Regions from separate parts of the Mus musculus genome. Here regions 1 and 3 are each linked to region 2. A link is a loop called in an ENCODE intact Hi-C map of the cell type or tissue named here. Cell type or tissue: heart. All regions are shown on one strand.

Region 1 (5,000 bases), 590 kb before region 2:
GTTCAGAGACAATGCTGCTGCCAGAGAGGGATGGGAAAAGGGGATGGATGGGAGAAAAGAGTATCTTCTGGGCCAAGGAAGAGAAAACCTGGGCTGCCCAGCCTTCCCTAGAATGAACAAGCACACCTGGGAGATAGCCAGTGCTTCTTATACCTCCTCATGCTCTTAAAAATGCCAGGAGAGCTTGCATGAGCACATAACCTGACACAGAAAATGTGGGTTAGAGCACTCCTGATAAGCCCATACACCTTCCATGATAGTAGCAAGATTATAAAGAATGACTGGTTCCATATCTAGTGGCTCAAGAGACTCATGTTCAGAGAACACTTTATAATTGTTCCCATCCTGAAGAAAGCAGAAGGCTAATGGGCTGAAGATGATAGGCTTCCAGAATGAGCACTGGTCATGGTGGCTATCCCCACTCTCAGTTATACCCTGACTAAATCCCCCTGCCACAGATAAACGGCACAACAGCCATATCCCCACTTATGATGTCTTATAAAGAAGTGCATAATGAATACAATAAAGAGGTAGCTGGAAAACCAATAATGCCACATAGCTCCAACAATGCCCACAGAGCTTAGAAAGGGGCAGAATCAGTGTGGGGTTGCTGAGGATAGAGGGAGGCAGGAATGCAGAGTGAACAGAACTCTAAAGATAGAACTCGCCCATTTCCCTCCAGCCTCAGGCTCTCTCTGAAAGAGTTGCTAGGGAGGTAACCAGGAAGTACTTCCTTTGGGGTTATAGGAAAGTGTATGTATTCGCCTGGAAGCAGGGCAACATAAATAATTCCCCAAATCACGTTGTCAAGCAAGAATTTCAGGGGAGACATCAACCAGCGCCATCCACTCCATCCGAATTGCTCTCGAAGCTGAAGAGCTCAAACCCGAGCTCTCATAATTCTTCTTTAATTGTTAAGGAACTAATTAAACCCACGGCATCTCTGTTAACTGAGTTTTATGATGTTAATTTCTCCACTGGACAAGCTAAGTCTAGCACCAGGTGCCTGAACTGCCGGCTTCTGGCTCTAGACAAAAGGTGTTAATATCTTCAATGAACATGGCAAGGTACCCACAGGATTCCAAGCGATTTACCAACAGCTCCCGCCAACTGCCACAGGGCTGGGTGCCGGCAGCAGAGTAGCACCCTTCTGGACTTCCTCCCTGTGGGCCTTTTCATTTAGCACCTAGGCACACGGGTGTTTCTGCGCAGGACCACCAGACTGAACGGAAGCAAGCAAGTGCATCGTTTGGAACTATTTACATTTTCCTCCAAAACTGTTCTCAACTCCTGTAGTTTAGCTAGGACGGGAACCTCAGTGACGGTCATTGGTGACTCTAAGCATGGAACCATGCACAACCCAAATAGGTCTTCCTGCCCCTGCCCCTGAAGAACCCTGCAAGCAGGTAGAACCCAGAAGCTCAGGCAGAGCAATAGACCCGTGCACCTCCCTGCCCCTGTTCTAACCTAACGTCTAATGCTAAGAGGCAGAGTCGGGATGAAAACTCAGCAGGCAACTAACTCCTAGAACCATGAACTGGAGAGTTTAGAAATCTGTATCTACTCTCCCCTTGTAGAGCAAGGTGCTCCAGACAGCAGAGGGAAGATGCTTACAAGCACAGAAAGCAGGGCGTGCATGGTAATTCTGAGACCAGAGCTCCTTCTTACCTGTCATGTCTAGACTTTATTCAGCTAATGTCCCCAGACAGATAGATGCTGGGTGTACTTCCGGGTTCTTAAAGCCACACATAGCCTATCTCGTTGGAGGCAATTGAGTTTCTCCAACAAAAAGACAAGTCTGAACTTCATCCCACAGGTAATTAGCAGACAGCCCCTGGGACAAAAGCCTGTGGCAACTGAGTCCTCAGTCCATCTAGGTATGACAGCATAAGAGTAGCCCCTTGTATGTGCTTAAGACAGACACCAAATGAACAAAGGCCAGGTGCCCAGAGACAACTCCAAACACACCCCTTCTATGTCTTTTTTCTTGACTGTTTTTTTTTTTCCAACTGAGAACATAAAATAAAAAATATGTCACTGAATCTGAGAATATCTGGGGACCTCCTTGGTTACTTTTCTGATGATGATTTCTATCCCTCAAACAAAAACAAAAAGGGAAGTATGTGGGGGCAGGGGACCCTAGCTGTTTCTGCCTCTGCTTTCCAAAGGAACACATCCCTTACATATTTTAGCTGCCTCGGGACTCAAGTGTGCTTACAGTGGCCCCAGCTCTTAGCTTTTGGAAAGGCATCAGAACCTCTGGATGAAAGAAAGCCATGGCTCCCCACTGGAGCTGCCTAGCAAGTTTGAAGAGCGGTGCCCACAGCCGACAGACAGGGACTACTGATTAGGTTTCCAGCCTGGCATTCAGGGAAGGGAGGATCCAGAGCCAGACGCTAGGCCAAAGGGTGTGTGTGTGTGTGTGTGTGTGTGTGTGTGTGTGTGTGTGTGTGTGTATGAGGAGGGTTGGGAGTGCTGGTGAGGGGACAAGTTGTGACTCCATAGTAAGCTCATCTCCAGAAGGTGGCGCTGTGCTTTAAGACAGGCTAGCCAGAGGGATGAAGCTGCTGCAAGACAGGCTAGGATTTCAGAAAAGAATGTTTAAGAATGCAATGCAGAGCTGGAGAGGCCCTACAGTAGCATTCTAGACTAAGCCTATATCACTAACTGGGAAACACAAGCCCCGAGAAAGAAGAATGCTTTCTACATTTGCACAGACCACGGTGTAGAACTCATTCTTTCAACTCCTCATGTCCTACACCAGCTCTGGGTAAAATTGAAATAAGAGAGTGAGAATGAGAGTGGCCTTGTCACAGAGAAGGTCGGCCTCAAACACTGAGGATCCAAAGAGAAGGAACAAGCTTCCCACGTGGGGAACCTGCCTGAAGAAGGGACCGTTGTCAGTGGTCTTGGAAGCATGATAGTCATGCCTCAGAATTCATGACAGAAAAATAAAATAAAAGCCCTGGGTTCCCCTCCTGGTGACCACTGTGCTACTGGCTATTCACAGCTCATCTCTGAGCCTTGATGACTGCATCAGAATGGGAGGGAAATATCTCCCTCCTAGAATCCTATCTGAGACTATCTAGACTGGCATGTCCAGTACAGTGTAGGAAGGCAGTGAGACATCAGACAGGACCAACTCTTTTTTCCTCCCTGGCTTCACTGTGAGGCGCATTTTCCCAGGGAGTCTCACACATGTGGACTGGGAGTGAGCAGAGCACAGTGGATACAAGTCCCTGCTCTCAGGACAAGAAGCTTCAGTGACAAGGCCATGGGAAGGCAGAGTGAAAGGCTACAGGTTGGGCTCTTGGAGATGCTTCATTCAGTAAAGGGTTTGCAGCAAGGACCGGAGTTTACTCAGTACCCAAGTAAAAAGGACGACTGACTTGGGAGGCATACCTGATCCGAACCCGGGGGAAATGGATCTCCGGGGCTCACCAGTCAGCCCGGCCTGGATGGCCAGTGTTGGGTACTGAGAGGCCATGTCTTAAAAACAAGGTGGATAGTTAGTACCTGAGAAACCACAGCCAAGTGTTCTCTGACTTCTATGCACACACACACATACATACACAGTCACATACACACACATAAACACACAATACACACACACATAGTACACACACACACAAACACACAGTACACAAACATGTGCACACATGCCCATGCGTGACAGGTGCCAGGCAAAGGACTAAACTTAGAGGACAGGCTTTATCCTACAGAGTTAGAAAAACAGAATGACAAGATTGTCACTCCCTCCACCAAGCCCTTCGCTACAGCAGCAAACACCCGCAGACACCTGCACACTCAAGTGCACACACATACATACACTGAGACCTGAAGCAAGTGACGTGACTGCCAAAACACCAGGTCAGACAGCCCGGCTTTCCCAGAGGCTGGTATGCCACAGGGAGCCTTCAGTGGCTGCCTCCCCACTCAGCCAGTTCACGTGCTCTTTTCAACCACTGACTTTCATTCAGGGTCCACAGGAGCAGGAAAGCTTTATCACCATCCTCTCCACACACAAAAGACCAAGCCTTGAAAGGGTCTCCCTGGGACCACACAGCTCGGCAGCCCATTGGTAGAACAATTGTTGAGAACAGTCTCACTCATCCCTGCCTGCCTTTTCTTCCTCGTTCTCTTTTTTTTCGTTTGTTTGTTTGTTTTTGTTTTTTGTTTTTGAAAGGATGCTGAGCCTCAGGTGAGAGGGTATGAGAGGAAAGTAACAGAGACCCTGGGGCAACAGCTCCCATCTCCATGTCCCTCTGTCTGCTCCATTAGTCTGGCTAACTCCTTGTCCACCTACAAGTGTTCATGATATGTCCTAGGGCATGCTTTATGTAGGCAGGACTTTCTAGGCTATCTTTTGGGGCTAGCAAGAGATCACCTTAAGGGTGAGAGGAAACTGGCTTTTCCCTAACCACACTCAGCGCCCTGTAGGCTGCTGAGCCCCAGTGCTATGATCCTTCATTAGGTTCCCCACTGTTACTGCTGATTAATAATTGCTCTCAGGAAGTACCATCCTGGCTCCTTGAGTGCAGAGACATAAGCTCCCTGAGGACAGGACTTTACCCACAGCCAGCTAGCTGGGGGTTTGCAAGTGTTGGAGGGTATGTGACTGGGTCCAGACCCTCTTGCTACCTACCATTTGTATGGGTACTACAGTCATCTCCATCCCCCCAGGACACCAGTTTCCTCCAGCTTTGAGGTACTCTACTTTATGGCCAAAAACTCTTAGAGGAACTAGCTTTGAGGAAAGGCTGAACAAACATTTGTACTATTGGCATTTCTCACAAGCCCCGACTTATCATTTACAGTGTGCCCACTGTGCACTAGTGTTGTGAGATAGCTCAGACTGAGGCCTGGTGGTTGTGTGAACCAGAAAGAAAGCAGGCTGAGCAGTACATGTACTACACAAGGGCGGTCTTCATTCCTTTCCCTGTTGCTCATTCCCTTGAAGCTGGCTCCTCACCTTCACAGTGTTCTGCACGAGAGGCCAT
Region 2 (5,000 bases):
GCACACATAAAGACAGAGGTGACCTGCCTAGTAGGGAGGAGATCGTGAAGGAGCAGGAAGAGTGGTTCCCAACAAAGCACTACCAAAAACTGACAAGACATGCAGTCCTCAACAGCAGCTTGAGTTTCATAACCCTTCCTGCCCCTGCCAGCCCTCTTAGGTGGGAGGGGGCCCGGGGAGGAGGAGGAGGAGGAAAACAAGAGGATGTTACACTAAGTGAGTCATCCAGCCTCAAATAACCGAGAGCTGCTAAAGCAGAAAGTTCTCAGCTTGGAAGTGTGCCAGCTTCAGTGCTGCAAAAATAGCCACGATGAATTCACATATTTCTCTGGGAGTGTTGGTCCATCGTACCAGTGAAATCTCAGCCACAGCAAATTGGAACTTGGGGCCCATATGCTCAAAATCATGCTCAGATTTTGGTCAAAGGTTTTCTTGAGAAGGCTGAAAAAGCTGTGATTTTGTTTTTTTGTTTTTTGTTTGTTTGTTTGTTTGTTTGTTTGTTTTACTGAAAGTGGTCTATTCTTCCATTCTGTTGGGGTTATTACACTATGGGATATTGTTTCCTGCTCGGAGTGAAAAGTCTCGGTGTTTTTCTGTTGAAGGCCTCCATCATCTAAGCATGATAGTCTCGTCAGTTGGAAAAGGTCACAATGTAAGAATGCCTGCACACTGTAGAGGGAGAAGAGGCATTGTAGCCCAAAAGCCTCTCACTAGACCATTGGTTCCTAGCTTTCCTAATGCTGCAACCTTTTAATCCAGTTCTGCATGTTGTGGGGACCCCCAACTATAAAATCATTTCATTGCTACTTCAGAACTGTAATGGTACTACTGTTATAAATGGTAAAATAAATATCTGATATACAACTGTTGGTGGCCCACAAGTTGAGAACCACTGCTCTAGCAGCACCTTGACCCACCTGGAATAGGTATGTGACAGTTTTAGAGAGTTTAGAGCTAATTTGCTTAGTTAGTTAGTTAGTTAGTTAGTTAGTTAGTTAGTTAGTTAGTTAGTTTTTCAAGACAGGGTTTCTCTGTGTAGCCCTGACTGTCCTGGAACTCACTTTGTAGACCAGGCTAGCCTCGAACTCAGAAATCTGCCTGCCTCTGCCTCCCGTGTGCTGGGATTAAAGGCGTGCACAACCACGACCCGCTAGCTAATTTATAATGTGTAGGGGAGACAAAGAGATGAGCTGAGGTTTTCCTGGAGGGGCACAGCAGGAAAGCCCACCTTCCAGGGCTTGACAAACTCAACATCCAAGACCCTTGCGCCTCAGGCTCCTTACCTGAAAAAGGATAGCGCTGGCTCTTACATGAGTCAGAATCCAAAATATCTGGCTTCTGGGTGGCATTCCAGAGCAGACTTTTCATTCAAGGGGCTGGGTAGGATGACTCAGGGCCCTGACACTGGGTAAGATCCTGACAGTCAAGGAGGGAAGATCTCCCAGCAGGCAACAGCATAAGAATAAAGGCAGTCCTAGCACCATTACTTTCCAGCCATGTCATCTTTAAACTAGTAACTACCCTCTTGGTGATGCTTGGGAAATATGAAGGTAACCTAGCTTCTGGGTTGTTAGGACTGAACCAGAATGGGTACTTAGAATGATGCCAAGTTCACAGTATAGACCAATAAATGATACTTACTGTTTTTTACATAGGGGTTGGTGGTATGAATGGAGAGGATTTAAGGAGGAAGGTTGGGAAATAAAAGATTTAAGCGTCTTAGTTTGGATTTAATTAATAGAGGCCTATCTCACTTTCTTGGGTGGGTTTGACACAGATGATAAACTATATAACACTGAGTGTAATTTTAACTGTGCACTCAGTGGTAGAAACCAAATGAATTCTGTCACAGATTTAAATGGCCCCAGCAGAGGATGTTCTTGAGTTGGTGACTCAGTTCTGCTTCCATCACCTAAGAAGCTATTCAGTCATAGTAGAAGGTATATAGCTGGAGAGAAGCCATTCACTGATAGCAGAAGGTATATAGCTGGAGAGAAGCTATTCAGTGATAGCAGAAGGTATATAGCTGGAGAGATGGCTCCCACTTAAGAGCATTTGTTGATCTTGCAAAGGACCTGGGTTTGGTTCCAGCACCTATGTTGGCTCAAGTCATGTATAACGCCAGTTCCAGGAGATACAATATCATCTTAAGAGCTCTACAGGTACCAGGCACATAAAATATGCAAACACATCAAAGAAAGTTTAAAAAAAAAGATAGGAAGGAAGAAAGGAAGAAAAATAGAAGTTACTTGCTGAGAAGGGAGATTCTGAAAGACCATCCACGTTTTGAGTGTTCACATAAGTCCCCATGAGCTGCCATATGAAGTGACTAGGCTCATTGTCCAAGCTGTGCAAGCCCACACATCCTGCCCTTGTCCTCACCCATACCCACCCACAGGCAGGCAAGTCCACCAGGGCCATTCCACAAATTTCTAGCATGCTCTCCAGGGGCAATGGTGTAATTCCTGGGATCAGCTGCATAGGAGGCAAGAAAGCCGGTGGGTGTCAGCAATTAGTTAATGTGATACCCACCTCACTTCGTTCAGAGCTGGCCTTTCAGAGACAGGCAAAATCAAAGGAAATGACTGAGAAAAAGCACTCCAAGTTCTGGAGATGTTAATGAGCACAGCAATTAGCGTAAGCACGATCCTGACATGTATGGAAAATCTTTATACGGAGAAGTCTCCAATGGTGGGCCCAAGAGAAGGCGTGGGGTGGGGGGTAGTCCACCATACTGTGACAGGAGGAACCACCCAGGCACTAGCCATGTGGGGCCAATTCGCTAAGGAAAAAAAAAATTCCAATTCACACTTCTTGGCCTTCAAGATCTAGGTAAAAAAAAAAGCCACAGACTCTGACAAATGTAATGGGGAAATAATTCCTTGGAATCTGTGAATTTGCTTAGATGGAAAAGAGGCAAGTCAGGTAATCCTTAAGTGACCCCAAGTGGTAAAAATACACCAACACATGTGTTCAGGCCTTTGTGGGTATTCACAGCGCGACACTAGCACCACCTAGTGTACAGAACTGGGAAGTGAGCCACAAACCCACACACCCTGACTCTGGTTGTCTCCATTAGCACATAGGTTTTATTCTGCAGTGTTTTCTTGGTGCTGGGTTGTGAGCCAGTGGGAAAACGAGTAACAATTTATGGATGGACACACATTACAAGATTTGTTATTACAGTCTACAGTACTAATACCAATATTTTAAGTAAACAGTATGTAATGATACGGATATGATCCAATTTCTCCAAATTGCCTGGCTTTTAATGCCAAACAAAATATCTCAAACTGTAGTCTGAGACTGTAAGCCGGTCCTCGCTCAAGCATGTCTCAGGGTTCTTTAGCAAGCGCTTGTAAGTCTGACTGTGGCTAAGCATGCCATCTCATGAACTTTAAATGGCTTCTACAGGGCTTTCTTGCTAGCCCCCTTTACAACAATTTCCTCACAGTAAAAGATCAGAATCAGTTCCCACCAGTCCAGTACCACTTTGTCTAAACACAGAATTTCCCTTTATGTCCAGTCAGACTTTAAGCAGCTAACATCTGCGAGCAGCCAGGGAATCACAATATGTGGGGAAGGAAAAGCCAAACTCATGATGGCCATCACTACTTCAACACTCAAGTAATAGTCTCTCCTCCTCTAATCAGTTTCTATCCGAGATTCTCTACAAAACCCTGAATGCACACTCATGCACATGTGCATGCATGCATGCATAGGGATGGATCAGGCTCCACTTAAAACAGCTTGCTAGCATCACCTGGGACACCCAAGGCCTACTCCATCCAGAGCAGTCACGGCAGAGTTCCTGGAGGCAAGGTCTAGACAGACCCTGCACTTCATTTAAGGAATCTGGCTCTCATGTCCTTTGGGCCATCTTTAGGGTAAAAATTTGCCATGAGAAAAGCTCTGAGAGCTACTTCTGTGTTTCTCTCAGTGGTCCTGGGTTCTGTCCTTGAACTAACAGACTCTGATGTGAGTAGGTTAAAGAGAAGTCTGTAACTCTTATTGGGTCCTGCAGACCTCCTAGATTGCAAAATCTTTCAGATTTCTCTCAATAGTTTAACTAGAAGTGGAATATCAGAAACAAAGAAACTAAGGCTTTAAAGAATTTTAAATGAATCTAAAACAACTGAACAGAAATTGACAGCAAAATACTCAATCTTTTCCTCCCTTAAAGGAACCAACCCCCTACAGTGCCCTCTCTCCCTATAAATCCCATCCCTCCTCCCCACCCCACCCCCCAGGAACCCCCTTTAGTTCCCTCATCTCTTCCTCCCTTGAAAGACATCCTTCACAATAGCAAACTAGTATCCCTCCCTTTCCTTCCTGGACCATTGCATTTTTGTTCCAATAGTCCCTCCTCCACTCCCACGAAACCAGATCACTTCGGGACTGCTACTAGTCCTTTGGAAAATGACATTATCTAGTCAAACGATAAGATTGCTGTAAGGAAATCTACCCTGGGTTTCCTTGTGCATTTACTCTTTTTTTTAATTTATTTAATGTATCTTATCAAATGACAATGAAGCACATAATTTCTCTAAGTCAAAACAAGGCAAGGAATGTGACGAAATGGTTCTACCCATTTCCAATTGGCCAGGAACCAATTCTTTTCTTTCTTTTTAAATCTGGGGCAGACTGAGTCATTGCCACATAGTTCTACCTTGAAAAGGGAAAAAAAGAAAAAAGAAAAAAAGACCGACTTCAAGCTTAGATCTTAGTTTATATTTAGCTTATAACCCATAATATAGTGGCCGGGTGGGGGTAGGAAGGGTGGGGGTGGTGGCAGTCACAGGGAAGGAGCAGGGTACAGAGTCAAGTGGGAAGTGCCTCCTATCTGCTTCTCACTAGCACTGATCTATACTCTATAAACACACAGCAAGGTTTAAGTACAACAAGTTCTATTTTAATTCATAAAATATATTCCACAAGGCTCTTCCTGGGTTGTTAGTGTGACTGTCAATCAGCACAACCCCTTCAGAAAGTAATCTGGC
Region 3 (5,000 bases), 890 kb before region 2:
ACAAGAACAGATCTTATGGTGATGTATTGCCCTCATGTACACAACACGCCCTTCCTTTTCTTCGCCTGGGACAACTTCTCTCTCCAATTGAGCCTGCTGTTACTTTTCTGAAGCCTACATCCTAGTCTGGCATGCAGGAAGTTTGGTCAATGCCACTTACATAACTTTTAAAAAGAGATCATACTCAGTATCATACAGTTGAATGCACAAGTTGTTTTATGGCTTCCTGGGTGTGGCTTCTGCAATGTCACTCTCCTTCCCTTGCCAGAAGCCACAAGCCATGTGTTAAGCTGTTTTCTGTTCCTCCAAACATTGAGTAATGGTTCTAGAGTATCAGATGAGTGGGTTAACACAGTGGCTTAAAGTGTGAGTTTTCTGGGATACCCTGTGCTCAAATCCTGGTGCTGCCAGTTGCTGGCTATAACTATACAAGCTACTCAACTTACATCCATCTTCTTACTTGTAAGTCATGGTTAGCCCTGTGGGTGCAATCTGACAATATCCATGAATTATTCAGCACAGTGTCGATCAGAGAATGCGCACAGTGTATGGGACTGGGATTGTTAACCAGATCCCTATGTAAGAATATGTATTCAGTTTCATGTTTTCTTGGCTATAACTCAATACACATGAGCCATGTGTTCTGACTGCCAAAACTTCCCAGTACCATCCTGGTCTTGTCAGTGGAAATGTAGGGCACAGATGGAGTAAAGATGGAGGCCTGATGTTTGGACCACACTTGAGTGTCTCCAGATATGGTACCAGAAACGTGCTTTTATATGACACACAGAGAGGGGGGGAGCAGGCAAAGACAGAGGTGTGTGTGTGTGTGTGTGTGTGTGTGTGTGTGTGTACATACATACAGAGAGAGACAGATATACATATGAATACAGACAGACAGATAGATACTCTATTGTGGGTATATATATGTTAGAAGAGATAGATATAAAAATAAAGAGTCCTGGGGGTGGTGTGTGGCAAAGTACTGTAGTGAACATGATAGTTAGACTGGGTGCTGCAGAAAAACAAACTGAACAGAGACCTGGAGAAAAGCATTTGAAACAAAAGGACTAACGAGGATGAGAAGGAGCTAGTGGTGGGGGATAACCTTGAACGAACACAGTGACAAGGCCAAGGTAGCGAGAGCAGAGCAGTGAAACCTTGGCTGGCGAGCAAACGCCATAGGCTCTCGCTGACTCTGGCAGGCACAGTACTTTTAGTGACGTGGAGGTCCCTGGAGAGATTTAAGCTGAGGGGTGACTGAGGCTAATTTTAAGCACAAGGCTATAGTAGCTAGATGGACAGGAAGCTGAGTGTTTGGGCTTGGAGACCTGTGCAGGAAGAAACACAGGATGCTCTGGCGAGGAATGGTGGATTCCAGCTTGGTCTGTGCACTGGCTGATTTTGTGTATCTACTTGTCACAAGCTGGAGTCATCAGAGAGGAAGGCACCTCAGTTGAAGGAGTGCCTCCATAAGATCCAGATGTAGGGAATTTTCTCAATTAGTGAACCAGAAGGGAGGGTCCAGTCCATCATGGGCAGTGTCATCCCTGGGCTGGTGGTCTGGGGTCAGTAAGAAAGCCGGCTGAGAAAGCCATGTGGAGCAAGCGAATCAGCAGCTCCCTTCCATGGCCTCAGCATCAGCCCTTGCTTCAAGGTTCCTGCCCTGCCTGAGTTCCTGTCCTGGTTTCCTTCCATTGATGATGAAGCGTGAGGCAAAGTGTAAGCCGAATAAACTCTTTTTCTCCACAGCTTGCTTTTTGGTCATAGTGTTTTGTCACAGAGTAGAAACCCTGACTAGGACAGCGTGAGACACTGGTAATTGAGAGAAAGAATTGAACACATGACCTGTCTCAAAAGCAGAGTTCTGGGATCTGTTGGCTTGAGTGCGGAGTATAGGATCTGTGGGATCTGTTGGCTTGGGTGTGGGGTATGAGATGCATCAAAGTCAGGTCAGCATCAGCGCCTTCTACAGAGCATCTGGAAGCTCACCCAGTTGCCATCTACTGAGCTAGGGAAGACTTCAAGGGCTGGTTCCAAGGTAAGAAATGGAGCCTTTCTTTATGGACGGGTTAAGTTTAGGTTCCCTGGGAGAATCTAAGCATCGCCTCAGTGTGTGGACTTTAGGGGACGAGGACACAGTGAGTTACAAGCTGGGGTGTCATCAGAGATCTCATTTAGAGTCCTCATAGATACCCCCTGTAAAGAGAAATCATCCCCATTAGTCAGGTCAGAATTCAGACGGAGATGCCAGACTTAAGGGAGACGCCAGTCTTAAGGGAGATGCCAGACTTAAGGGAGATGCCAGTTGTGGCAACGGCCACTCAATGCTTGGCAGCAGTGAAGTCATCAGTTACTCAGAGTGAAGTGCAGACCAGGAAAGGTTAAGTGAATGTTAATGAAATGCATTGATTAAGACTGTCGAACTAGAAAAAGGCTGCTCTGCTGTTTCCTGCAGGGCCTTCCTGGATCCGAATACTACTCCAAGGTGGGGCATCACCAACGGCTGGTGAAGCAGTGTGTCCAGGGACATGTACAGAGCTGTCCACACCAACACATAACACACAATGATGCCATGTCTAAAATAGAGATGGCAATAGTGTTAGAGAATCTAGACACCAGGAGTTAAGGTCTCTGTTCTGATCAAAACATGATGGCATTACCAGTAGGCATTGTATTTGCCTCTTCTGACTCCATATCAGTGATGTGGCCATTTCTATCCTATTGAAAGCAAGCAGAGAAGACCCTTTGTATCACCCTCACCACGTGTCAGGCAGGTACTCGATATTTAGTATTTGATCTCAGAGCAGCTAAATGAGTGGCATGAATTCAGATTATAAAACAATATTTGAAGGATTATATGACCTATCAAAAGTGCTGAAGCTAGTACCGGTTGTAGTTGCAGGGTTCCTATTTCCCAAAGTTCACACCCACCCAGCTTTTACAGCAAAGGGCAAAAAAGAAATTGAGGTCCTGAGCATCCTTCAGGTTCAAGTCTCAGCATCCCTGGCCTGCAGTTCCAGATATGGCCAGCAGAGGGAGCCGTGCACCGGGCTTCTGGGGCTTACTGCCCGAAGCCATATTGAATGAGCAATGTCTGCTGTGCGGACTCTGTGAGATCTAAATGTCTCCTTGGCAGGAAATTCGCAAGGAGCAGGACGGGGTTGTGCAAACAGCCTTACAATGTCCGTTTGTGTGTGAGCACATGGCTTCTCCCACTTCGCCCACAATGCTCTGTTTTGGGGGAGGATAATGGGCCTCTGTGGACCCCTCCGCCTTGTCATGCAAAGGGAGTGACCTGTGTTTGTCATAAATGGGCTCTTGTATGATTAATAGCTCTGTGAATGAGCCCAACGCAGCCGTTCAGCGCCCGCCTTCCCCTGGCGGTGGTCTGCGTCGGCTTTCTTCCCACCGCGAAAGCAGCTCCTGCAGATTTTAACTGAAAGGAAAAGGACTTGCTCCCCCTGTGGCTGCAGTCCTACAGATGCAAAGCAGGGGGCACACACAACTAGAGTTTGCTTTGGGGATGAACAGGGGTCCAAAGACAACCTTGGACCCTTGACCAACATTCTCTTATGTGTGTCAAAACTGAAAGGGAACACTTTGTTTTTTATGGACAAGGAAAACCCAAGAATCTAGAGTAGAATGGCACCCCCCTCCCTCCTCCCCGTAGGCTCCAAAACTCGAAGTATTTCCAGAAAGTGATTACCCTTTGTTTTAGGATGTTTGTTTGTTTGCTTGCTTGTTTGATCTGACCTCCCCTGACTCCGCTACCCTCACAGAGCTTGGTTTTTGGTGGTGGCGGCGGTAATGTGCGTGTGCGTGCGTGCGTGCGTGCGTGCGTGCGTGTGTGCGTGTGTGCGTGCGTGCGTGCGTGTGTGTGTGTGTGTGTGTGTGTGTGTGTGTGTGTGTGTGTGTGTGTGTGTGTGCATGTGCGCGTGCGTAACCTGGCTGTCCTGAAACTCACTCTGTAAACCAGACTAACGTCCAACTCAGAGATCCTCCTGCCTCTGTTTCCCCAGTGCTGCGATAAAAGGCCTGGCTTTTCCCACTCTTTCTTAACAGTGACTGTTGGGTTTGTTTGTAATGAATGCCATTGCCTTTATTTTCAGAGGCTACATAGCTAGTATATCTGATCCATTTCAGAGCATGCCAGTAAAGCGCTTGTCTGTCTGGACCCATGCATGATGCACGGGTGCAGACAGGGTGTTACTGAAATGAAGAACTCGCTGCAAATGCATAGGAAACAGCCTCTTTAAAATGCAAAGCAAGAAAGATTGCTAATTCTGCCTGGGGCTGGGGCTGGGGGTGGGAGTAGGGGTCTTTGAGGGTGTTTTGGCTGCTAAGTTAGGCCCCTCACAGGCTGAGGGGATAGGGTGCCAGTGGCAAAGAAAGCACAGAGAAAAAGAAGCAAGAAGGAGGCAGAATCGTGTGCCAGGTTCATATTTCTATGAGCTCTTCTGGGTTGGAAATTTAGAAGGAAGCTTTGGACCAAGTTTATGGGCTTTTAGGACACCACAGTATCTTGAAATATTTGTGCTGAAATAGCCATTGTTGAGCCCTGCTGATTCCTGACCCTGCTTGCATCCTGGGGTCTCACTCAGGAAGTAGCCCCAGGTCCCATACACACAGCTGCCAGCTCAGCTCCCAACCCCCTTCCCTCTCCTGGGCTTGCCCTGCCCGGTCTGCACAGCTTGCTTAGGGCTCATGCCAGGGTTTTTAACCTTAAAACATTAGTTTTGTTTGTGGGAAAGAGGGTTTCAAATCAATGTGATTATTCCTTTCAGGGGCAAAGACCCTTTTTCGATTCTAAATTCTCAAATGAGATTTCAGTACTTTGGGGATTCTACATTCTTCAAACTCAATGGAGCGCTAATGTTTCTGGGACTGTAGTATTTGCAATGAATGGCTTTTGAAAATGTTTTGATGCTTCTGCAATGTTTCGGGTCTCAGAGACCCTTTCCTATGGTACTACCTTTCCCTGCACGGTTGCTGCTTAG

What was found. Hi-C counts contacts between places; a loop is a spot of excess contacts. Peaks named below come from ENCODE experiments on the same cell type or tissue, not always from the same donor. Only the 100,000 strongest peaks of a DNase experiment are listed, where the experiment ranks them.
Region 1: a loop joins it to region 2, with 7 times the contacts of the local background. A loop is called at or near these places in 32 of 42 quality-filtered maps.
Region 3: a loop joins it to region 2, with 14 times the contacts of the local background. A loop is called at or near these places in 21 of 42 quality-filtered maps.

What each region holds. Positions count from the first base shown.
Region 1 is chr12:12,620,610-12,625,609 of GRCm38, forward strand. No RefSeq gene overlaps it. Among named protein-coding and RNA genes, the nearest start is that of Gm34637, 47 kb to the right of the region's middle. In heart, a CTCF peak has its summit at 2,541 (motif pointing right); a DNase peak (open chromatin) is centred at 2,532; H3K27ac peaks cover 2,652 bases.
Region 2 is chr12:13,212,083-13,217,082 of GRCm38, forward strand. No RefSeq gene overlaps it. Among named protein-coding and RNA genes, the nearest start is that of Gm24208, 33 kb to the left of the region's middle. In heart, no CTCF peak of the experiment used is centred here; DNase peaks (open chromatin) are centred at 209 and 3,029; H3K27ac peaks cover 1,029 bases.
Region 3 is chr12:12,320,677-12,325,676 of GRCm38, forward strand. The region is part of intron 2 of Cyria (CYFIP related Rac1 interactor A); the gene reads left to right. Among named protein-coding and RNA genes, the nearest start is that of Gm34407, 34 kb to the left of the region's middle. In heart, no CTCF peak of the experiment used is centred here; DNase peaks (open chromatin) are centred at 195 and 3,035; H3K4me3 peaks cover 411 bases; H3K27ac peaks cover 498 bases.